2 separate regions of the Homo sapiens genome follow, and region 1 is linked to region 2. The links are chromatin loops, found by intact Hi-C in ENCODE. Cell type or tissue: heart right ventricle. All regions are shown on one strand. Links, peaks and the distances in the headings refer to the core of each region. The heading gives the core; the rest is flanking DNA.

What was found. Hi-C counts contacts between places; a loop is a spot of excess contacts. Peaks named below come from ENCODE experiments on the same cell type or tissue, not always from the same donor. Only the 100,000 strongest peaks of a DNase experiment are listed, where the experiment ranks them.
Region 1: a loop joins it to region 2, with 3 times the contacts of the local background. A loop is called at or near these places in 4 of 110 quality-filtered maps.

The regions. Positions count from the first base shown.
Region 1 is chr13:29,601,352-29,614,037 of GRCh38, reverse strand. No RefSeq gene overlaps it. Among named protein-coding and RNA genes, the nearest start is that of SLC7A1, 12 kb to the right of the region's middle. In heart right ventricle, for the core only: no CTCF peak of the experiment used is centred there; a DNase peak (open chromatin) is centred at 7,713; H3K27ac peaks cover 1,325 bases.
Region 2 is chr13:29,682,549-29,695,234 of GRCh38, reverse strand. LOC105370139 (a long non-coding RNA gene) reads right to left here and starts at 235. Exons shown (of 3, transcript XR_941804.3): 1 at 1-235. In heart right ventricle, for the core only: no CTCF peak of the experiment used is centred there; no DNase peak of the experiment used is centred there.

The DNA of each region.
Region 1 (12,686 bases), core at 6,738-9,237, 81 kb after region 2:
GGGATTCCATTGACAGGTCAATGCAATGTTGTGTATAAAGGACATAGAAAGTATAAGTAAATGGTGGGCATTATTTTGTTTAAAGCATTTCTCCAAGAAGCCTTGCTCAAAATGCACATATAATGAATTATCCTCTGTTAACATCCTAAGACTCATTTGTTGAATTTCCCGACAAATGGCAAAGCCCCAAATAAATGTATATATTCTTTTGTTGGGTGTGGAGGAGTGAAGCACAGGAAAAGTTCCCAGCATGGGCCCCAGGGTTCTGGTAGAGAAGGCAAAGGCAAGTGAACACAGATATTCCAATCAGTATTGATCAACAGCCTGCCTCTCCTGACCTGTGGATATGAGAACCAGTTTATTAATCCTTATGATCAAATGTGTATTACATACAAGATAATGGGCAAAATTAGCAATTTCCATATTGCAATATATTTGGCTGCAGCAAAACAAAAAGGTAGAACAGATGTACTGTCAGAATTAAAGTCTTCCAGTTCTCTCCACTCAATTGTCATTGGTTTAATCTGACAAATGTTTGCGTTAGGCCTCGGTTCTTTGTCTATGCATAAATTCTAGCACCAGAAAAACAACAATGTCATAACTGCAAGAGATAAACAAGGTTTCTAAATTACCTGTTTCATTCCTTTATGTTGCTTGGAATGCTAATGTCAGTCTGATAAAGGCTGGCTCATTGTGAGGAAACATGTGTCTCTGTTGGTGCAGGTTGCTCCTGAGTTGTTCCCTGAGTGATTACTGTGACAGGCAGATAGAAATCAATGCTGGAAATGAGTGGGACAGAAAGATGTGTACTGGGAGGACAGATGTGCAGATTAGGGGTAGAGTTGACATATACTAGAAGGCAGGAGATAAGGATACATGTTAAGTGAGAGAATGAGAGCCCAGCCATAACATGAGTCTGCACGTTCATATGGATGAATGAGCCCAAGAAGATGTTGGAATGTTGCCCATGGTATCTGCCAACATCTATTGGCATATATTGTTCCTTTTAATTGACAATGTGTCTCATGAATGGAAAGAGATTTTTGGTATGAACAGAAGGTCAGGAACCACTGCAAGCACACCTAGGCTACTATAGAGTCAATTAAGTTCTTTCTTCTTCAAGTTTTAAAATTCTACTCAGAATCAATCAGCAAATCAGCAGTTACATTGACTATTACATCAATGCTTTATGTACAGATCTTTAAAAACCTCAAGGGTTCTCACATGAGAACAGAAATAAGCAAATCAAAACCTTCAAAGAAAGAACGTACCAACCAGGGGGAGAAATTTGTATTTTTGGTCCTTACGATAGCCGATTAAAATTTTACTCAGCCAACCTGATGGATGGTCGATGATGAGATGATACACTGTTCAGGACAGTTAACAAATAACTCTCTCTGATCAAAACTAAAGCAGAAAGTCTAGTTAAGTGTAAAATAACCTCAGCTGGGCATGTCTGTAATCCCAGCACTTTGGGAGGATGAGGCATGCAGATCACTTAGGGTCAGGAGTTTGAGACCAGACTGGCCAACATGATGAAACCCCATCTCTACTGAAAATACAAAAATTAGCCAGGCGTGGTTGCACGTGCCTGTAATCCCAGCTACTCAGCAGGCTGAGTAGGAGAATCACTTGAACCCCGGGGGGTGGAGGTTGCAGTGAGCTGAGACGGTGCCACTGTGCTCCAGCCTGGGGTGACAGGGCGAGACTCCGTCTCAAAAAAAAAAAAAAAAGAGAAAAAAGAAAAAAAAGAATAAAATAGTCTCTTAAAACAGGCACAGCAATGATCCCAGCTCTGTGCCATGCTGAATGATCGAGCCTGATCTAGTGAGAACCGCTGCAGAACATAGGGATAGTCTACCTGATGCAGAAACTGGAACCCTTGAGAAGAAACTCCACCTTAGGGGAAAAAGTCTAAGTCCACAGTCTGGTTCAAGGCTAGCACCAAGGGGGAAGGGCGTTCCTGGTGATAGCCCGGTTGCTCATATTGTGTCCTTCAGCCTAGTTCCCAGGACTCATGGGGAGAGGAGACTAAGAAAATGAGAGAGAGTGAAGCATGACAAGTCTATCCAGGCGGTGAGAGCACAGGCAGCACTGATGCGTGGTGTTGTGTGGCTGTGCGACACAACTGGCCACACTGGACATGAAGCTTACTTTCCCTACCTGGAGTAACACCAGAGCGTAGGGCAGACATAGCTGGAGAGATGACTGGGGTTGAACTGTGGATGTGGTACAGATCCTCTTGGGCCCTCGGGGAGTGTGTCGGGAGATGTTTGAATGAGTGAGGGTGTGGCATACATAGTGGATACCTGATAATTCCTTGTCTGCTCACATTTCCTTCCTTCGGAAGTTGATTCTTCCTCTATCCCTGGATGCTTATGGAGCTGCCAATCTCCCCCAGCACCGACAGCCCTCATAGTCCACAGAGATAGGTATGTGACCCAGGCTAACCAACAAGAGAATACCATTCTTACCGGAATCGTGAGAGATGCACAGACTTGGGCATAGGACCCTAGCAGAGCCAATCGGAGGCCTTTCGCGGGGCTGAAATGATGGCTGCAAGGGGTCTCCATCGATGATGCAATCTGTAAAGACCATTCTTCCTACCAATGGAGAGATCTGTCAGAAAATCATAAAGTCACCAGGGAAACTTTGAGATGGAGAGAATGAGACAGTTTTTGAGGACCCGGCTCCAGCCATATATACACGTGGCTCAAATCCTAAACATTTCAGTTACATAATGATGAAATTTCAAAATTTCTGAAATTCTTTTACACCTTGTTTAATCTTATGGATGACTTACAATTGAGCGACTCCTGACTAACATAGAGGAAGGATTATTTGTTTCTGTTTTTGACCATTTGAAACGGTGAGCAGCTGTGATCTGTGGAAACACATATCTCAGAGGAAGAAGGCAGAACAAATCACCCCTTCCTCAGTCTTACACCTAATATCTCTAATTGTTCTAGGGAAATTTTTAATATGTATATAAATATTTGTCTGAAAATTATTTTAAAAAGTGACGACGACCGGTGAATCCCACGTGTCCAGGAGTGCTTCCTTCAAGTATTCGTGTCTCCCTTCTCTGGAATGGAGCCTTATAGCAGGGGATAGGGGACCCTGATTTCCAACAGCCTGCAATGATCCCAGGGCATCCAGAAATGAGGGGAATGGGGCCAGGCGCAGTGGCTCATGCCTGTAATCCTAGCACTTTGGGAGGCCAATGTGGGCGGATCACAAGGTCAGGAGTTCGAGACCAGCCTGACCAACATGGTGAAACCCCATCTCTACTAAAAATACAAAAATTAGCCAGGCGTGGTGGTTAGCACCTATAATCCCAACTACTAAGGAGGCTGAGGCAGGAGAATCGCTTGAACCCTGGAGGCAGAGGTTGCAGTGAGCCAAGATCGTGCCACTGTACTCCAGCCTCGGTGACAAAGTGAGACTCCATCTCCAAAAAAAAAAAGAAAAAAGAAATGAGGGGAATAGGAGTTAATGAAATGGAAGCTGTCTGTCTTTTGGGGATAATGAGATTTCTGATCTGTATCCAGTTAGGGAGGAGTTGGGGAGAAGACAGTGTGGCTTTATCCTTACATCACTGTTTCATGTAGAACCTGTCATTTTCATCAGGCCATTCAGCATTCACACATCCATGCAATGTCTGAGTGCCTGCTCCAGGCTGACATTCTGCATGGCACACAATGGTGGGAAGATAGGACACTGCCTTTATGGAATTTATAGCCTAGATGGGAAAGATAGACAAGCAATTAATGATGAAATGTGATATGTGTTATGAATGAGACAGTATTAATGTATTTGATTAATGTAGTTGACTGTATTAATCAACTCTTAGTGACAAGTGAGAGAATTCAAATTCAAGCTAGCTTAAATAAAAAGAAGCTATTACTGACTGCATAATAGCCCTGGGTACAGATGTCTTCAGGTTTGGCTGGATCCAGCACACCAGTGGTGTAATCCTGTCTCCCTCTTCCCCCATCTTTATGTCTCTCTGACCTCTGCTTTCTTCTACATCTGCTTTATTCTCAGGCAGCCTTTCTTGCTGGCAAAGATAGCCCCTGGCAACTCCAGAAATTCATTATCCTAAGTATAATGAGATCCTGAGATCTCTTAAAAAAGAAATCCTCTCTCTCCCAGTCTCCATAGCAATCCTTCAATTATTCAGTTGGTCCATGCCCACCACTGGATCAATATTATGCCCAGAGATTAAAGGTTTTATTTGCAGCTGTCTGGTTTACAGGTGAACCCAAGGCTGCACTAAGAATCTAGGAGGTGTGTTCTTAAAGATTTTAGGGACATCCCCTAAAGATGTTATGCATACTTTATACCATGAGCTATGGGAACACATAACAGGGCAAATATCCTGCTGTAGGGCATCAGGAGAGACTTATTAGAGGAAGCTGATGTGAAGATTGAGTAATCATTCTTTTTTTTCCCTTTAGAAACAGAATCTCACTTGTTGCCCAGGCTGGAGTACAGTGTCACAATCATATTTCACTGCAGCCTCAAACTCCTGGGCTCAAGTGATCCTCTTGCCTCAGCCTCTGGAGTAGCTGGCACTACAGGCGCACTTTCCAGCATGCCTGGCTGAATTCTTATATCAATAGCTAATGTTTATTGAACCCTCGCTATGTGCCAGGCACTGTGCAAAGCACTTCACATATATTAACTCACTTAATCTTCACCACAACCTCTGAAATAAAAACCAGTATTTTGTCCCTTTTAGAGAAAATAAAAATGAGGCACAGAGAAGTTAAAGAACATATTCACAGCCCTATAGGTAGTAAATGAATAGGGTGTTGGGTAAGGTTAGTGGGAGGAAAGAAAGATCCAGGTGAGAAATAGCATGTGGACAGACCCAGAGGAATCACTGAGGAATCATAGCCTGGACTATGGGAGGACAAGGTGCTCTGCAAATTGGAGATGTCAGCAAGCCCATTTCCCCACTGTCTTGACTGTACTTTCAGAGTATTGTTTTCAGAGACTCATATGCACATGCAGTTTGCCAAGGATCTGGATGATAAGCTGCACTGAATTCCTGGCTCATTTCTAGAAACATGACCCAATGCTCTGATCAAAAAGTATACCTTGATTAAAACTGATCTTTTGAAAAAGACTGCTAGGTATGACCTATTATTCTCATGGTTTTAACAACATTGCAATAATTGTGATGTTGCTTGTTGCAGTTGGCTGACTCTATTTGGCAAGTGGGCTAATTTTAGAGAGATCAGCCAACCTAATTTATCTGCAACCTTTCCCTTGGTCCTGAATTCGTTGGTACTCCAGTCACTTGGGTTTTTTTGTTTGTTTTGTTTCTTCATTGTTGTCCTATTGGAGTGCTCTTCTGGGCATAGATCAAACACCAGTGGCTACACTTCTGGATGTCTTTCACTTAATAACAGGTCACCATCCCCACCGTGAGTGCTCTGGGACCCAAAGTCTGGAACCATCCTGTAGAGAAACACGGTATGTATGCACCACTCCTCAGCATAAGGACACAGTGTCAGAAGTGCTGTATTTCTATTTACAGAAGCATTTGGAGGGAAAGCATCTCTTAAAACCTGCACTGAGCTGGGTGTAGTGGCACATGTCTGTAGTTCCAGCTCCTCAGGAGGCAGAGGTGGGAAAATTGCTTGAGTTCAAGAGTCTGAGGCTTGTGGTCATCATTAGGGTCAAGCCATCTGAAATCTCATTCTGTAGTATGATTGGGAAAGATGGAAGAGAAGTTAACAATGTTTGAAAAGACCATATAGAGGCATTGTTGGATGCTGTTCAGGTACAGTAACAACCATTTGACTACCTTTAGCCACCATGCTGCTCTTTGAGTGAACTATGTCTTTGCTACATGAACAACTAAGATCTGCTTTAATCTTTACTTCCTTAAAGAGACCTCAACCAAAGGCTCACCAGAATGCAGGATTTATATCAAGCATATTTAACAGCCAATATGGCACAGGCATCAACCAATCAAAACAGGTGCTGAGCTATAAGCAATGGTTCAGTTGAAATTGTGCTCACCAACTGACTCTCAGCCCTGCTGGTTGGGATCAGGTAGTCTCTATTCATCCAAGAGACAGTATCCGATATCTACTGCAAGACAACCAGATAGTCCTCTGGGCAAGTGGCTCTCAGTGGAGGCTGATTTTGCCTTCCAGGGGACATTGGCAATGTCTGAAGACATTTTTGGTTGTGGTATCTGCTGGGTAGAGGCCAGGGATCCTGCTAACTATCCTACAAGTCTCAGAGCAACAACAACAAAAAATTATCTGTCCCAAATTTTCCTAGTAGTGAGGTTGGGAAACTCTCCTTTTGGTGATACCCTTAGCATGAGCAATAGCTTCCCATGCTGTGAATCACAGCAAACCTTTACAAGATAGTCTTCATGGCAGAGTCCTATCAGTTTATCATCTTGGGGGTGGGCCATCAGTTCACAATAAGAAGCCATTTATAAATACCACTGCTCCTGTGGCTTTTTTCCACACTAAACTCTACTAGTCAAACAATAAAATGGCTAGGCACCGATAAAGGTGTTCTGCTGTTGTTTTCTTATATCAGCAGAGCATGCATCAGGTGAAAATTATTTATGGTAACAACAATAATGATAGGTAGCTTTTATGAAGTTATTATTATTATATGCCAGGCACTTCTTAAGGAGCTTTCAGGCTTTATCTCAATTTTTGCGGAAGCTCGTTAGATGTCCCATTTTTCTGATGAGGAAACTGAGGCCTAGAGAGTTCAGTGACCTGCTGAAAGTCACTCTGTCTCTACTATGTGTGTTCTCAGCCACTGTATTGTCCACGCACCCCTGATAGCCCACTCTTGTAGGAATGTTCTGTGTCAAATGCAAACGGAAGAGACCTAATTCCAAGGCTGTGAGATTAGGGTATTTCAAGGCAGGAATGGGACGTCTAAGGAATGGGCAAACTGTTTAGAAGTCCAAAATGTCTTCATATATAATATATACGGGTTATATTTATGCTTCATAGAGTCAAAGCTTCTGAAGTGTTCAAGTGAGCTGAAATCTCTTATGCCTTTTTCTCTCTTAATGCAGCAAGAAAGCCTTATCTGTGATGAGGATTTTCAGATGAAAGAACTACTGTGGTTAGGCTTGGCCCAGGATGGAACATCACTCATGTGGCACACCCTTCTAGAAATCCAAAGAAGGGGATGGCTTCTGTCAAATCAAATCCCTGCAGACATTAGCTAAACCCCACAAAACACATTGATCAGGTGAGCCACCTCCAGTGCCACCGAGAGCCCTACGGTTTACAGGCAGGTGTTCCCTGGTTGAGAGAGACACATGTGTTTTAGTGGAAATGGCCATGGAAGAGAGTCAGAAATCTTAGTACAGGCCTTGCTACACTTTCTTTGATTTCCTTTCTTTTCACAAGAAGGGGAGAGAAAGGAAGAGTCAGAGGATAGAAGAAAGAAGAGAGGGGAGGAGGGAGCTAGTGATTTGACGTTTCCTTTTACGCACTCATCTCATCTCATCCTCACAGTGATCGGTCAAGGCTAAACACTGTTGTCCTCCTTTATGGAGACTTTAAGAGGTTCACTAACTTGACCAAGGTCACATAGCTGGTTGATGAGGGAGTTCAGATTCACACCCATGCCTGTCCAATGCCAAAAGCTCTGCTTTTTTTCCTCTCTGCCACTCTGCTCACAGTGGGACGTCCCAGCCTTTGGGAGCTGATAGCATTGTGCTCCTATCAGTCAGAGCAAGTGGATTGCTTGTGTTGGCAGCACATCTACTGAACTGCAAATGACAGGGACGAGGATGACGTGGAGACTCTCGAAGGCTTTCCTATTTTCTGCATTGGGCACAGGAGCCAAGAGGGAGGACAGCAATTGCAGGAAACACCTTAAAAGCAACAAATTGATAAATAAACAAATGGAAGCTTCAGCCTTAAGTCGTGAAAGGAGCCTGGCACTGTCAGTAAGAGGGCCTGGTTCTGCCTCTGCTGGGTCCTGTGACCTTGAGGGCTGCATGGGGCGCCCCGTGTAGCTGAAAAACCAGAGGTTTGCTTGGGCCATTGTTAGTCCTGTCTCTTTCAGCTCTGACAGTCAATCTTCTGTTTAAATATGATTTCCACTATATTAGTCTGTTCAGGTTTCTATAACAAAATACCACAGACTGGAAGGCTTAAACAACAGACACTTACTATGTCATAGTTCTGGAGAAGAGAAGTCTAAGATCAATATGCCTACAGGTTTGGTTTGTTCTGAGGCCTGTCTCCTTGACTTGCAGACAGCCGTCTTCTCATTGTGTCCTCACATGGTCTGTGCGTAAGCCTCCCTGGTCTCTGCAGGTCCTAATCTCTTCTTCTTCTAAGGACACTAGTCAGATTGGATTAAGGCCCACCCTAATGACCTCATTTTAGCTTGTTTGTCTCTTTAGAGGTCCCATCCCCAAATACAATTACATTCAGAGACATTGGGGATTCGGATTTCAAGATATAATTTTGAGGAGGATGCAGTGCAGCCCATAACATACCATATGTTCCAGAATGTTCTCATGTGCTTTATAAATTTAAGTGTCAATGGCTATAACATTCATATGCTAAAAAATGTAGCAAAGGTATGGGAAATTAGTTAAGCACTTGTTTCATGGCACACAAAAAACTTCTAAACACTAAAGAAACTAAGGAAAGGTGAGTGAGGAAGCATCCTCTTGGTGATAATGATGACCAAGGCCCAGGTTAGAGGTCACCATCAGGGCTCGAATGCTCACCTGGCAAGCTGCCTGTGCCTAAATCTCCAGCTAAACAGGGGAAACCTGAAGACATTTGTTGGAAAATGTGATACGAAAGGAAAAAAGCACTGAAGGGAATCAAGGCAGCTTGGGGAAAAAATAATTTGTTGGACTGCCTCACACTTATTTTAATATAGTTAACCCTGGAACAATGTGGGGCTTAGGGGTGCCAACTCCTCACACATGGAAAATTCATGTATAATCCCTCAAAACTTAACTACTAATAGCCTACTGTTGATCAGAAGCCTTACTGATGACATAAACAGTTGGTTAACGTATATTTTGTGTGTTACCTGTATTATAGATTGTATTCTTACGATAGGGTAAGCTAAAGGACAGAAAATATCATTAAGAAAATCCTAAGGAACAGAAAATATATTTACTAGTCATTAAGTGAAAGTGGATTATCATCAAGGTCATCATCCTCATTTTCACATTGAGTAGGCTGAGGAGGAGGAAGAAGAGGAGGGGTTGGTCTTGCTCCCTCAGGGCTGGCAGAGGCTGAAGAAATGCAGGAGGTGGAAAGGGAGGCGGGAGAGGCAGGCACCCTTGGTGTAACTTTTATATTTAAAAAAATCCATGTATGAGTGGACCTGCCCAGTTCAATCCTACATTGTTCAAGGGTCAACAGTATTTTTATTTTCAACTACTTATGGGGAGGATAGGCTCTTATTACCTTTTCAGAGCTTGTTACCCTGGTTACCTTCTTACCTAGTGCCAATGGCCTGAAAATCTTGTCAACAGTTGGATGCCAGGCCTGAGCCCTTTCCTAACAAACAACAAGGGACAGCAGGAGTTGAGAAGGGAGGCTTGGATGTTCCTTGGCTTGTATAGATTTGTTTGGGACAATGAGGCTGAAGATGAAATTTTGTTTTTTGGTAAAATTCTAATTTTTAATAACATCTATTGAGTTTATTGTAAATTTTCAATGTAGAAAATTGAGGTAAGTATACAAAAGAATTAAAACTTCCTGTAGGGACAACATTTGTATATGTTTCTGCCCTGTTTATGTATACTACATATATGCATGAATATAATATAGGCTTATATTTGTGGACATGTACATATGAGTATGTATATATAAAAATTGGAAGTATATTACAGACAAAATATTATACCCCATTCTCATACTATAGTCTGAGTCCCTTCCACCATTTTAAATACTATTTGAAAACATGATATTTAATGGCTGTTTAATATTTATATTCCATTTTGTGAAGGTGGTAGGGAAACAAGAGCATAGGAGAGGTAGGGTGACAGCATGTTAAAATCAACTCTGTCTCGAAACTAGCAAGGCACATTCCTTGCCAGTCACAACCCATGGTCATAAGATGTTTACAACTAAAGAAGCAGCCTAATAATGCCCGCAAGGACAAACTCCTATGATAACGAAATGCCCAGATGTCCTAATATCACATAACAAAATATGCTTTTAAAATAATTACAGTCATGCTTTGATGTACTTACACACAAAAATGTCAAAGATAACTTTTTAAAAATCAGCAAATTACTAAAATTTGTCTCACTGTCGGCCCATCTGCAGGTAGACATAACTCAGCTTTTACGTAGATAAGACCCCTGTGTAAGAAGAGTTTAAAACAAAGACACTTTCTGAGGATGCCCTACCCTGCAGCTGAGTAGCCTTCAATAAGCTACCTCTTCTCACTGCACTCTGTGACTTGTCTTGAATTCCCTCCTGTGCGAGATCCAATAACCCTCTCCTGGGGTTGGATCGGGACCCCTTTTTCTGGCAACAAAAGCATCTTAATGTATTTAACCAACCCTTTGCTTGTGGGTATCTGAAATTTCCTCTTTTGCTACAATAAGTGACCCCATGATAGACATACATGTATCTAAACCTTTGTGAGCATCTCTCATCATTTTCCTATAGCTGTGTGTGATGGTTAATATTAAGTGTCAACTTGGTTGGATTGAAGGATGCTTAGATAGCTGGTAAAGTATTGTTTCTGGGTGTATCTGTGAGGGTGTTGCCAGAGGAGATTAACACCTGAGTCAGTGGACTGGGAGAGGAAGGCCCACCCTCAATCTAGGTGAGTACCATCCAATCGGCTACTAGTGCACCTGGAACAAAAGCAGGCAGAAGGTGGGATAAGCTGCCTTGCTGAGTCTTCCAGCCTTCATCTTTCTCCCGTGCTGGATGCTTCCTGCCCTCGAACATAAGAATCCAGCTTCTTCATCCTTTGGACTCTTGGACTTACACCAGTGGTTTGCCAGGGGCTCTTGGAGCTTCAGCCACAGCTTTCCTAATTTTGAAGCTTTGGGACTCGGACTGAGCCACTACTGGGTTCCTGCCTCCTCAGCTTGCAGATGACCTATTGTGGGCCTTCACTTTGTGATCATGTGAGTCAATTCTCCTTAATAAACTCTCTTTCATATGTACATGTATCCTATTAGTTCTCTCCCTCTGGAGAGCCCTAATACACTGTATTTTCTTACAAAGATGTATATTGTGAGAAAGTCCTCTTCTCTTGAGAGTACATTGTTTATGCTGGAGAGAAAGCACTTTCTGCCATCCCACAGGCATGCATGCAGCTGGTTTCGAAGGTCTCCTCAAAATTTTGGCAGGATTAAATTTTATTCTGTACTAAATGACCGTAGTCAAATCCTCTAAGCCCAACAGCTACACTTTTAAAAATCCAAGTGTTTGTCGGTTGTTGCTCTCTGTCTTTTTTGCAATCCTTTAGAGGCACTCTTTTCTCAAGGTGCTTCTAATTCTTCCTCTCTGACATGGGTGGAATGTTCCTAGCATGGGAAAGCTGTGTGAATCAAGACTCTTGGACATAAGTGACAGAAACCCAAGATGAAGTGGTGTCAGCAAAAAACGGGGTGGTGGCTAGTGAGCACTGGAACAGGGATCGAGGGCTACTAACTCTCACTTTGTGGCTCCTCTTTGATTTCTCTGTCTGTGTCCACTTTATTCTCTCAGACTGGCTTATTCCCCGGGGCCGGAACCGAAGATGCTGGCAGCACCTGGCTGATGTCTGCCCAGCACTGTCCACGGGGATCAAAGAGACTTCTTATTCCAGTTCCAAAAGTCCTCGGCAAGGAAGGCTTTTGTCCATCCTGAGGGCCCTCCCTACAGCCAGGGGATGGTCAGCCAGGAGCTTTCTACCCCCAACAAAATTTCTATGCCGTGGAGATGGGGTTTTTTGAGACGGAAGTTCCTCTTGAAGTCACACTAACTAGTAGGGAAATTCAAGAGCAGAATTTCCCAGAAGAGAAAGTAGTACTGGCTCCAAGAGAATGGATGGGAGCTTAATGGTCAACATTAAGGACCCCCGAAGAACACAGTGACAGTTGTGTTCCTTACCTCCCCACCTGGACCCCTAGAAAGCTAGGATGGTGAAGTTTTACCACTAAATCCTTGCAGGGCTAACTACAGACCGCTCTTCCCTGCAAAGACTTGTTCATTGTGAAGGCCAAAGAATATCCCTTTATGGAAGAAAAAGAAAGCATTTAGCATTTCATATCACCCCACAAATCAGTCTAGTGTCATGCATGATAACCGTGTTCACTGGGCATTTGCTATGGGACAGACGTGGCACTAAATGTTTTATGTGAATATTGTCATTTATACATCACAGGAACTGATAGCTCTGTCTTACAAAGGAGCAAACTGAACCTTGGAGAAAGGTAAAGTAATTGCCTAAGTATATGTGGCTCAGAAACTGCAAGGCCAGGATTTGAACTCATGTACTCCAACTCCAGAGCCCACATGCTTAACCTATCCCATACACTGCCTTAAAACACTCCAGAAAATGGAGGGCTCCATTTGCTTAATCTTCTTAATAATACCTATTTTTGATTGGCACTTTCTATACATAGAACTATGTCAGGTACTTTACATACATATATACATACATTTATTTAATAGAATTTTTAAGAGCAGTTTTAG
Region 2 (12,686 bases), core at 6,756-9,255:
TGATAAAAATTGACACACACATGTTATACTGTTAGAGAAACATAACACAAAAATTAAAATAATTCAAATACAATGATAGGAGCAAATGTCTGTAAAAAGCACTCTAAGAACCCAGAGGCGGAGCCGGGTGAGGAATTGGTGAGGCTCTCAGTGGTGGTGTTAGGGAAGCTTCTAGAGGAGCCAATCTGAAGCAAAACTCCAAAGGATGGACAGATGTTTCTCAGGGGCCAAGGGGAGAAAGGGATTCTAGGCACAGGGAGCCACTAAGGAAGGACAGAGAGCAGGAGAGAGTTGGTTACAGACAGACATGGCATGGGATCTCAGCAGGAGAGGTGGTGGGCATAGAGATTAGAATGGGAGCCAGGTGCCTGGAGTCCCAGCTATTTGGGAGGCTGAGGCAGGAGGATCCATTAAGCCCAGGAGTTCCAGGTTGCAGTGAGCTGTGAATGCACCACTGCACTCCAGCTTGGGTGACAGAATGAGACCCCATCTCTAAAAAAAATTTAAAAGGGAGGGATTGAAAAGGGGAGGGAATCCAAGTCTTGAAGGCCACCCTAGACTGAGAAGTGTGGATTTGATCCTGTGGGTAAGGGCCATTTGAAGATTTTGAGTAGCATTTAAAGTGCACAACTAGATTGATATTTTCTTTTTTTTTTTTTTTTTTAGGCAGACTCTCACTGTTGCCTAGGCTGGTGTGCAGTGGTGCGATCTCAGCTCACTGAAACCTCCGACTCCCGGGTTCAAGCAATTCTCCTGCCTCAGCCTCCCGAGTAGTTGGGATTACAGGCACATGCCACTACACCGGGATAATTTTTTGTATTTTTAGTAGAGATGGGGTTTCACCATGTTGTTAGGCTGATCTTGAACTCCTGACCTCAGATGATCCACCCTCCTTGGCCTTCCAAAGTGCTGGGATTACAGGCATGAGCCACCGTGCCTGGCCCAGATTGATCTTTTCAAATGTTATCTCTGGCAGTCATGCGGAGAAGAAGTGAAAGGGAGGAGAAATTGGAATTAGGGTGACAGAACTTGTAGGAACAATTCTGGCAACAGATGTCGATCATGAGGTGAGGAAGTGGTAGGAAAGTTACCTTTCTGAGCATTTCCTTGGAGCCACGCTGTATGTTGAGCACTTTACATCTATAGAATCATTTCATCCTCACAACCTTAGGAGGTAGGTACTATACTATGTCCATTTTAGACACGAAGGGAGTGAGGTCTAGATAAGCTTGCCAGATAAAATACAAGATATCCGGTTATATTTGAATTTCAGGCAAGCCAGTAACACTTTGCTGGTATACATACGTCTCATGCAATATTTCGTTTTCTAAATCTGGCACCCGAAGGCCCAGAAAGGTGACACAAGTTGCCCAAGATGTCCTAGCCGCCAAGTGGCAGCGCCAGAATTGGACTCCCGGGCAGGTGAGAGCCTGCACTTGGCTCCACCCTGCCTGGCTGTGCCGCCTCTCACAGGTGGAGCTGGTTGGGCTCTCAGACAACAGAGAGGGCTTGCAGGAGCAGAACCTTGGCCAGGCCACTGGAGTTCATCTTCAGGCAGCTTCGTTTGCCCTTTCTCTCTGGCCGCTTCATTTATTTATTTATTTATTTTTTATTATACTTACAGCAGGTCTGCAAACCTCCTATAAGCTATCTTAGTGCTGACAGCAAAATCTTGGCTTGTGACTAAGTCACTAAATCCCCGGAACTCGAAGGTATCTCTGCCCTAGGGTTCAGAACATTTTTCCAGCTCTCCCCTCCCAGTGAGCACTGTAATTAGGAACTTATTCAGACCTGATCTGCAGACAATATGCATTGACAGCTCTGCATACCTGTTCCCACTGGCCTGGGATAGAAAGCGCAACTTAAACAGAACTGTTTTAAGAGATTTAATAAGGTTTCACCTGAGGCACAAAATACAATTGTACTTTCAACACTGGAATGTTTCAAACGTTTGACAAATGAATATTGGGTGCTGGTAATACTGTGAAGTGCAGGGCAGAAATGTTACTCTTTGGAGTTACTATCCTTACTAGTTTCATTTAAAAGACAGATATCAAAAAACAGACCCACAGCAACACAATGAATGTTGCAAGGAGGGAATACAGAGGAGCGGGTGGGAGTCCAGGAAGAAGGTGGGGTCATGAGGATCTGGCTGCTCACAAACCGCCCCATCAGCACTGCTGGAGAGCTCATTAGGAATGCAGAATCAGGGACCCCAACCAGACCTACCGATTCAGACCCTGCATTTTTCTTTTTGTTTGTTTTTTGTTTTTCTGAGACAGGGTCTCAATCTGTCACCCAGGCTGCTGTGCAGTGGGGCAATCATAGCTCACGCAGCCTCGAATTTCTGGGATCAAACAATCTTCCTGCTTGTAGCTGGGACTGCAGGCATATGCCACCATACTTGGCTAGTTTTATTATTTTTATTTTTGCAGAGACAGGCTCTTGCTATGTTGACAAAGCTGGTCTTGAACTTGTGGGTTCAAACGATCCTCTCACCTTGGCCTCCCAAAGTGCTGGGATTACAGGCGTGAGCAACCACAACCAGACTTAATAAGATCTCCAGATGAGTCCTGTGCACATTCAAGAGACATGACATTGAATAATAAGCACCGTTCACTCCAGAGATGACACATGAAATGAATCTAGGAGGAATAGCTTTCCAGGTAGGGTTTAGAGGGAAGGCATTAGAGGGAGAGGAGGCAGTAAGCAAGGGCATAAAGAAAAGAGACACACTCAGGAAATGACCCAAAACTTTGGTACATCCAGAGCCCAGTGGTACATGGGGAGCAGTAGGCGGGAGCCTGCAAAGGTTGGCAAAGATGCCTTAGAGAGGGGAAGATGGTGAGTGGCTTTGTTGCCACACGAGAGGGTTGGAGCTTTTAAAATAAAATTGTTCAAACATACAAAAAAGTATCAGTAACAAGCATAAAATACAATAATGAGTATCAACTGTAAATAAAACCTTACAGATCAGCCTCCTGTGTATTCCCACCCACCTGCATTCCATTCTTCTCCCTTCCTCCTGAACCTGACTTCTGTTCTGAGTTTGGCCTTACCATTCTTATGGATGTTTTTCATGATCTTCACACATGTGTTTGTATAGATAAACAATACAGGATTGTTTTGCATGCTATTTTACTAATATGTATTTTACTACAGTTTTACTTTCTGTTCGACACTATGTTTTTTAAGACTTATTGTTGAGGCTGGACACAGTGGCTCACGTCAGTAATCCTAGCACTTTGGGAGGCTGAGGCAGTGGATCATTTGAGATCAGAAGTTTGAGACCAGCCTGACCAACATGGTGAAACCCCTTCTCTACTGAAAATACAAAAGTTAGCTGGGCATGGTGGCATGCACCTGTAATCCCAGCTACTTGGGAGGCTGAGGCAGGAGAATTGCTTGAGCCTGGGAGGCAGAGGTTGCAGTGAGCCTCCGTCTCCAAAAAAAAAAAAAAAAAAGAAAGAAAAAAAAAAAGACTTAACATGCACAAGGCCCTAGTTAATTCATTTTTGACTACCTTAGAGTACTTCTTTGGATGAATATGTCACTATTGATTCTCCTAATGATGGATATTTTGTTGTTTCCAGTATAGACAATGCTGAAATGAGGCTGGTATGAGTCTCCTTGTACACATGCTTGAGTTTCTGTAGGGAACATTTCTAGGAGCAGAGTTGCTGGGTTATAGAATATGCACCTCTTCAACTTCTCTAGATACCATCATATTGTTTGCCAAAATGTTTGTACTGATTTACATTCCTACTAGGATAGCAAGAAAGTTTCTGTTTCCCACATTCTCTCCAACACTTGATACTGTCACATTTAAACATTTTTGCATGAGAGTGGGATACACTCTCATACACATGAGATACACGAGAGTGGGATACAAAGTGGAAACACTGATGACAGTGGGATAACATCTCTTATATGCTTTTGTTTGTTCAATTACTAGTGAAGTTGAGCATGTCATTGTATATTTACCATCTATTAGTTTTCCTCTTCTGTGAATTGCCAGTATACACCCATTGCCCACCTATCTCTTGGGTTGGTTGGCTGGAATTGATATGTAGGGTTATTAATATATTCTGGGCAGTACTCCATGATTAGTTATCTGTATTTACAATTTTTCTCCCAGGCTTGGTTGGCCTTCTTGTGGTGTTTACAGTGTTTTTTGTTATACTTCAGCTTTAAATTTCAGTATAATCGAATGGATCTATGTTTTCCTTTTTGTTTTGTGTATATGCTTTGGACTTTATTCCCTTCCTTGATGTTATAACAATATCCTCCTATAGTCTTCTTCTAAAAGTTTTAAAGTTTTGTTTTTCACATTTAGGTCTATTTTTATGCTTTTTCATATGGACAGTCAGTTGTCCCATTGCTACTTACTGAATAGTCCACTCTTTGCTTCTGAGCTATAACGTCACTTCTGTCATAGATCAAGGTTACTCAGGTGCAGGGTCCATTGCTCTCTGTCCTGTGAGTCTGTGTACCTTTTCCTGCCTCTATGCCATAGTCCTACTGACGGAGCCTTAGAAAAAGGGAGACATCTGAAAGGTCAGTGCTTCCAATATTTGCCGTAAATTTTTTGCCTTTGCTGGTTGGCATGGAGTGTGGGGTCATCTTGTTAAAGTGCACACACACTCAACACTCACACTCACTGAATTCTACTGCACTGAACATATAGAATAATTTGGAGGGAGATTGGCATCTTTGCAGTAGTCATCCCATCCACAAACATGAACTTATTTTTCATTTATTAGGTCTTGCTATGTCTTTCTATAAAGTTGCCTTTATTTTAATTTTAGAGACAAGAGTTCTCTCTGTCACCAACTGGAAGGCAGTGACACAAACATGGCTCACTGCAGTTTGTACTTCCTGGCCTCAAGTGATCCTCTCACCTCCATCTTCAGAGTAGCTGGGACTACAGGTGTGTGCCACAAGCCTGGCTAACTTTTAAAAATTTTTTCTGTAGAAACAGGGTCTTGCCGTGTTGCCCAGGCTGGTCTGAAACTCCTGGCCTCAAGCAATCCTCCTACCTCAGCCTCCCAAAGTACTGGGATTACAGATGTGAGCCATTGAGTGTGGCCTCTATAAAGTTTTATAATTTTCCAGGTAAAGGTCTTGGACATCTTTGGATTTTTTTCCTTAAGTACTTTATATTTTCTCTTGCTATTGTAAATGATTTCTTATTTTAAATTATATTTTCTGGTTTTGTTTTGTTTTTCAGATGATTTGTGCTTTCAGAACAATTATACTTATGAATTGATCATTACACTTATAAATATGAATAACCTTACTAGAAGCACATCATTACCAGATTCAATTGTTGATTTGCTTGTCCTGCGTTCAACAATAGATACAACCAGTTTTGTGCTAACTCATTTGCTCATCTGCCCCTTTTACTAATCACTCATCTCCTAGTTTCACTGTGGGTCCGATGACTCCTTCTACATGGTAGCAGTTTCTTCTTTCACTTCTGGAAAAATCAATAATGTTTGCTTTGCTTTGTGGGTTCTACATAGAACTGTCTGTGAGAGCTTTGCTGATTCAGTTCATTTCCTCAAGCAGCTAAAATTAAGTAAAAAAAAAAAAAACACGTAGGTGGCTCCTTCTGTTTTCCAGATTAGCTCACAGGTACTGCACATTCAGCTAATTGCCCTTAGTCCATACATTCATGTCACTAAGACAGTTTTAAAACAGACTTTTGTCCCCCTCTAAGTCTTTGATACTCATTTTAACTTCCCTAGAATCTAAAACTTGAAGGGAAGAAACACCATGGTTTGTCTTGGGGCTGTGGTCCTTGATCTTAAGAGAAAAAAAAGGAAAAAGTCCTGCTGGAATATTAGGCCCCTTCTTCTCCATCCCTCCCACCACTGACACTGCCTTCTCCCGGCTGTCTTCATCTCCTTCCACGTATTAGTTTCATATTGCTACCGTAACATATCACTGCAAACTTGAGTGCTTAAAGAAACACCTGTTTACCATCTCACCGTTCTGGAGGTCAGAAGTCTTGTGGATCTCACTGGGCTAAAACCAAGGTGTCAGCAGGGCTGAATTCCTTTGGGGGCCTCCAGAGGAGAATCCGTTCCCTTACATTTTCTGCCGTCTAGAGGTTGCCGACCTTCCTCGGCTCCCGATCCCCTTCTGCTTCATCCAAGTTATCCATTGCCTGCTGTGTCACTGGGACCCTGCTTGCTTCATTACATCTTCTCTGGCTCTGACTCTCCTGGCTCCCTCTGTCACCTGTAAGAACCTTCGAGATTACATTGGCCCTGCCTGGATAATCTAGGGTAACCTCCATGGCAAGGTCCTTAACATCATCAAATCTGCCAAATCCCTTTGCCAAATGAAGTAACATTTTCACTTATTAGGTCTTGCTATGTATATAAAAGTCAACCATGTAGTGTTCAAATATTTCCAGGTTCCAAGAATTAGGTCGTGAACATCTTGTAGGAAGGGCATTATTCTGCTTAGTGCACTACTTAGACCAATATTTTGTAAATCAAAAGCTCTGATTCATAGAATCAATTTTGTGATTTGGAACCAGCATTTTTTAAAAAACAAAACCAGAGCACTTTGCTTCTAATAAGGTTAAGTATTGTTACATTGAGTAAGGATTTATGTTGTTTCATAGACTTTGTGTTCCCTTGATATGTATGTATCTGTCACTGGTTACTGACATAAATATAAAATGAATTTCTTTCTGTGAGTTGTGATTTTTTTAAAAAAAAAACTATAGAATTATCATAATAGCCTCCTAATTGGTCTTTCTGCCTCCAGGCTCTGCAGTCCATCCTCCACACTGCTGCCAAAAAGCTCTTTCTAAAAATAAATTGGACATGCCATTCTGCTTAAAAATTTCTAATGGCCCTCCATAGTGGAGCTAGATCTCCCCAGCTCCTCCAGATGCACTGTTCACTCCCCTCCGGCACCTGACCATCATGGAGGGCTTCAATCAGGCTCCTCGATTTTGACTACTACTTGGGTATGGGCAAAGGGAGCCATTGGCAAGAGTCAGAGGGCTGGAAGACAGAGTCGTTTAGGGTGTTTTTCCTCCAGCATCTTCCCTGGCAGGCAAGCCAGCTTCATGGTCACTCAGCCTGTACAGTTGCACAGGGCCCCACGCTCAGAAAGGCTCCACACTTGGTTTAACCGCCTACTGTTGCCATCTTGGAACTCGGACTAATTTTTGAGCAAGGGGCCTTCGTTTTCATTTTGCACTGGGCCCTGCAAGTTATGTCACCATTTCTGCTTTCAGGGTATATGTTGCAGTAACAATGTTCCTTTCCCAAAGGCACAGCTCTTATCTGAGACCCATTTCCTACAACCACACCTGTTGGGTTCCAGTAACCGCTTGTCCATGTGCCCTGGCAGTCCTGGCAGTTCCTGCTTTTGCTGGCCCTGGAGCACTTCACATCCCTTGTTCATTTTTCTCAATCCTGCCCACTCTTCAAATAGTCCCTTCGTTAAACACATTTCACCCCTTTCAAGAGTGCCATTTATTTCCCTCAAGACCTTGACTAATAAAAAAGGTCCACAGGATAATATCCAAAGTCTAAGCCTTATTGTCTAAGTCTAGCCCCTCCCTATCCTTTTAGTGAATCTACCATGTTGTCTCGTTCATGCTATGATCCCGCACCATCACACTTCATGTTGTTTTCACAAATATGCTACACCTCTTCAGGTCTTTAGTCTTCTCCAGTTGCTAAGGATTCCCCAGGAAATCATTTCCCCCTCTTCTCTAGTAATACAATTTAAGCTGGGCACATTGCTATCCAGACTAAGACAACACATTCCAGCTTCTCTCGTAGAAAGTGTGGCCATGTGACTAAATTCTGGCTAATGATACCTAAGTCGAAGTGCTGTGTATGTGACAGATTCCAGGAACCTTCCCTAACAGACTCCTGGAACATGACCTCTGCTGGTTCTTCATTCTTTCTTCCATCCTGTGGCCTCAGATGTGGGCCATCTTAGACTATGAGGATGAGAAGTATGTATACTCTAGGGATGGCAGAATAATAATTTAGAAGGAGCCTATGTCTCTGAGGATTTATAGAACCAACCTCTGGACAAAATGCCTAGAGGCCTAAAGACTCATATAAGGAAGGAATAAGTCATCCTTTTAAGCCACTGATATTTGGGTTTTCTATTTTTTTTAACCAATAAACTTGATCATAATTAATGCCATAGTTATCACCATTCATTAAATAAATCTTTATTAACACCTACCTGTGGGCTGGGCCCTATTATGGGCTCTGAGATTAATTTTGAATAAGCTAGTAACAGTGGGGCCATGTGCAGGTGGAGCTAATGGTAATTTGAGGCTGTCAGGGACAGAGAGGAAAAGACCACCAACTGGGAATGCATATTTAGAAGAACTAACAAGGCTGGGAAGAACATAGATGAGACTTCAAGACAGAACTCAGGCAATGACAGAGAAGCCAAAGTCCCAGAGAACACAAGAAGTTATAACCTGCAAAAAGTAAAATTCAACCATATACTGCCCAAAATGGACATTATTAGACCAAGCGACTGGGAAAGGTTAAAAGGAAAATGACAGACAAAATTTACTGTGCAAATATAAGCAAAAACGGAGCAGCGGCTGAATCCTTAATATCAAATGAAGACTACAAAGAGAAAGCATTTGAAGGACAAGGCCCTTCTACAAAAGCCACCCCAGTCCTAGGTGACTTCCCTGATGAATTCTACCAAATATGTAAGGAGGAGATAATACCAATTCTACACAAGTTCTTCTATGAAAATAGAGGAGGAAGGAACCACTACCCAATTCATTTTGTGAGGCCAATTCTTTGATACAAAAACATGACAAGGACATTACAAGAAAACTACAGATCAGCTTCTCTCATGAACACCAATACAAAAGTCCTGAACAAAAGACTAGCAAATTAAATCCCGCAACAGAGGGTATCTCACATTGCCAAAAGGCAGAAAGTGCTTAAAGACTAAAGGGAACATGTGGAAAGGACCCAAAAGCTGACTTGAAGGAGCTCCCACTGGCCAAACTTGACACAATTTGAGCATCAAAAAGAATAATAATGGATTAATAACAATGGATTATAGTAACGGATTACAGCTTATTGAATAAAAGAGAACCCATGAGCTTTTACTTGTACTACAATAAAAAGTGGGCAAGGAAATGCTCTTTACAAAAGCACACTTAGCTGATTAATACAGAAGGAATAATAGAAAAATCAGCAGTTTGCAATTCTCAATGTAATAATTCAGATAAGGATCATGAATAGCTGCTGAAATAATTGAATAAAATGTGAATGAATATACACAGTCTAGAAGTATCATCCTACATATTACTTATAAATTACAAAATGTGAAAAGAACTTTTCAAACAGAGAGATCTGGCAGATGACAAGAGAAAACAAGTGACACAACTTAATGTATTTGCCATTGCCACAAAAATACTGCATCATGAGCCTCCCCAAAGTTAATGACTTGTAAATGGTGACCATTTATTTTTATAACTTACGTATCTGTGAGTTGTCTGGAATTTGGTGGATCGAGGTTGGGCTGGGCTAAGCTAGGTGGCTCTGCTGATCTTGGCTTGGTTCACTCAATTATCTGCAGGTCAGCTGGGGAGCTCTGCCTTAGTCTTGGGCTAAGGAAGCTTTGCTGACAATACTGCTCATATGTCTCATTTATCCCCCCTGAAATCAATGGGCTAGCCCGGACACATTCTCCTTGCACTAGCGGAAGTACCGGAGAGCAGCCCAATTACATAAGCATTTTCCAAGATTCTCCTCACACTATATCTGTTAACATTCCATTGTCCAAAGCAAGTCATACGACTGAACCCAAGAGCAGTAGATTGCAACCTGCTTCACAGCAGGGTAGGGGGTGCTGGAAAATGATGTGGTTTGACTTTGGTTTAATTAAAAGTTGAGGGAAAGAGGGGAGATTGGATTCAGAGATGCTAAGAGCTCTTCGGGCTCTGACATTCTAGGATTTAACCATATAACCCCTTCCCCAAGTATGGGGCAAACAAGAAATGAGAGGAGCAAAGAGTAAGGTTATTTCAACTGCTGTAGGCCACTAGAGTGATTGGAACTGTCTGGATGATAATGCATCTGAAGTGCTCCTAACTTAGGCAGAGATTAGGCCTTAATTAATGCCATACCTTAGGCCTTAATCTCTGCCTAAGTTATCACAGAAAAATACGCATTACATTACTATAAATAAGTAACTTTTCCCAGCCTTCTCCTTTCAATTTGTCATTTACAATTCAGAGTAATCATAGTGGCACATTTTAAATCAAGCAGAGAAATATGAATATATATATATATGATAAATGCATATATTTCTGGAAGGGTGCTTCAGTTTCATGGGAAAAAACAAACAGCCAAGGAAGGTGAGAAATTAGAAAAGCAGTAAAATTCATAGTCAGCCAGAAAACTTAATTCATTCTAATATGAATAAGAGAACAATGCAGTGGTTGTGATTCATAGACTGAATCACTTCAGTGCATTGCCAGTTATATAAAGGATGGATTCTGAGACAGTAAGGTGCTGCCATGTAACATCAGAATGAACACAATTCACATCACAAATTCTATTCTGAGGCTGCCAGCCTTTATGGAACTTTGCATGCAACCACGAAGGAGACATTTGGGGACAGGGAAGGGAGAGACAGTATGCCTGGGATAGAGACTCACATGTCTGAAACAGAATATTACAGCCTCTAAAAATAGGTGCTCAGTAACCACTCTGTCAAGAAATAATATGCCACAAAGTTATGCTTTCCACTTAGGAAATGTGAAAGGACTTTTCTTTTACTCTGCTCTGATGTATCATAAGAGAGTAAAACAAACCAACCTTCAAAATCTGGAAATGCAAGGACTCAGAATTCAGACAGAGGAGAATTCTGTGCCTTCTCCATCTCTATTTTCTTTTAGTTCAAAAGAAATTGAACTAGCAAGAGTAATCAAATCCTTTAGGTAAGAGTTGAGTCTCTTGGAGGGCTTGGGGGTCTGGCTTTCCACAAAGCCCGTGCCTTGAGCAAAATACCCCTACCCCCTCCTCACTCTTACCTTCAATCAGAGCTCTTATCAAATAATTATTATAAAAGAATTCCTTTGAATTAAAGATACTTCATTCATAAACTACTGCAGATGCTAATGGGAATGGGAAGGAGAATAGGAAAAAGGATAGGGTGAAGGAAAATGTTATGGACTAAGCTGTGGCCCCCACAATTCATAGGCTGAAGCTCTAACCCCCATGTGACTGTATTTGGAGACAGGGCCTTTAAGGAGATGATTAAGGTTAAATGAGGTCATAGGATGGGGCCCTAATCCAATAAGACTGGTGCCCTTATAAGAAGAGGAAGAGACACGGGATGTGGACAGAGAGAAAAAGCCCATGAGGCACAGCAAGAAGGTGGCCATCTGCAAACCAAGGAGAGAGGTGTCAGGAGAAACCAACCCTGCCAACATCTTGATCCTCAACTCCCAGCCTCCAGAGCCATGAGAAAATAAATTGTGGTTGTTTGAGGCACCTACTCGTGGTACTTTGTCACAGTAGTTAGTCCAAGCAGACTAATACGGGAGCTATGTTTATTAATCAACCACGAGGTGGCAAGTGCTGAGAACAACACTTAATGCATCCATTAACTGAATCCTCACAATAGCCCTGCAAGACAGGTAATGTAGAGAAAACTGAAGCTCAGAGAGAAGCAACTTGCTCAAGGTCACCCAGTGCAGGACTCTAAAGCTGAACTCATGCCTACTTGATTTCAAATGTAAACTGTTTTCATTGTATTCGAGGTTCTGAAATATTGGTGTATTGTATTCGAGGTTCAGAATCATTGGGGAGCTTCTGGAAACTTCAGAGGCTTCTATCCAACTCAAGACCTGCTGAATGAGCTTAGGATGGGACCTGCCCTCTCTGCTTTTCCTAAGTTGCCGGGGGAAGGCGATTCACAACATGCCATCATTTATGAGGCTGTGTGAGCAGAAGTCTCCTGCCTGGTGGTTTTTCAGGGTTCTGTGGGTAGAGAAGCAGCTGTCTGAACTAGTCAAGCTAATTTGCCATCTTTCTTCACCTCTCAACTTTACTAGAATTCCAGGAGATATGATTTTCATTAGCCTTTATGGAGGAAGTTTCCAGCAACATCAATTTAAAATACAAAAATCCACTCTGACCTGCCCATAATCGTGGGTAATCACACAACCATATGGTCCTGAGTTTCTGAGGGTTCATCCTACTCTACATTCTGAGGTATCCATATTCGAGTGTAAAAATTATCAGCAGGGAAATCTCTGCAGTCTCTGACCCATTTGCTGTCAGCCACATCCAGTACAACAAAATTTCAGCAGCACAAAAATGCATCATTGTTTTTGGAAAATGAATACTCCTTAATTCTTAATATTTTGTGAGTTTGGAATTCTCTTTATTGTATTCTCATAAAGTTGTATGCACCCATAGTTATTTCTGGCCATTGGATGATCATTTTGTGCAGTGAAATCAGACAAATACCAGATATTGCCTGGCTATGTCTCCTGAACTCTCTATTCTCATAGAGAAAGATACTCACTTGTTTGGGCCATCCCATTATTTTCTTAACATCAAAGAATAGCTTTTCTCAGCACACGTCATATCCCTGAAGGTGTGGATTTGCCAGACTGCTTCACTATTGATAGAGACAGGAGATAGTCA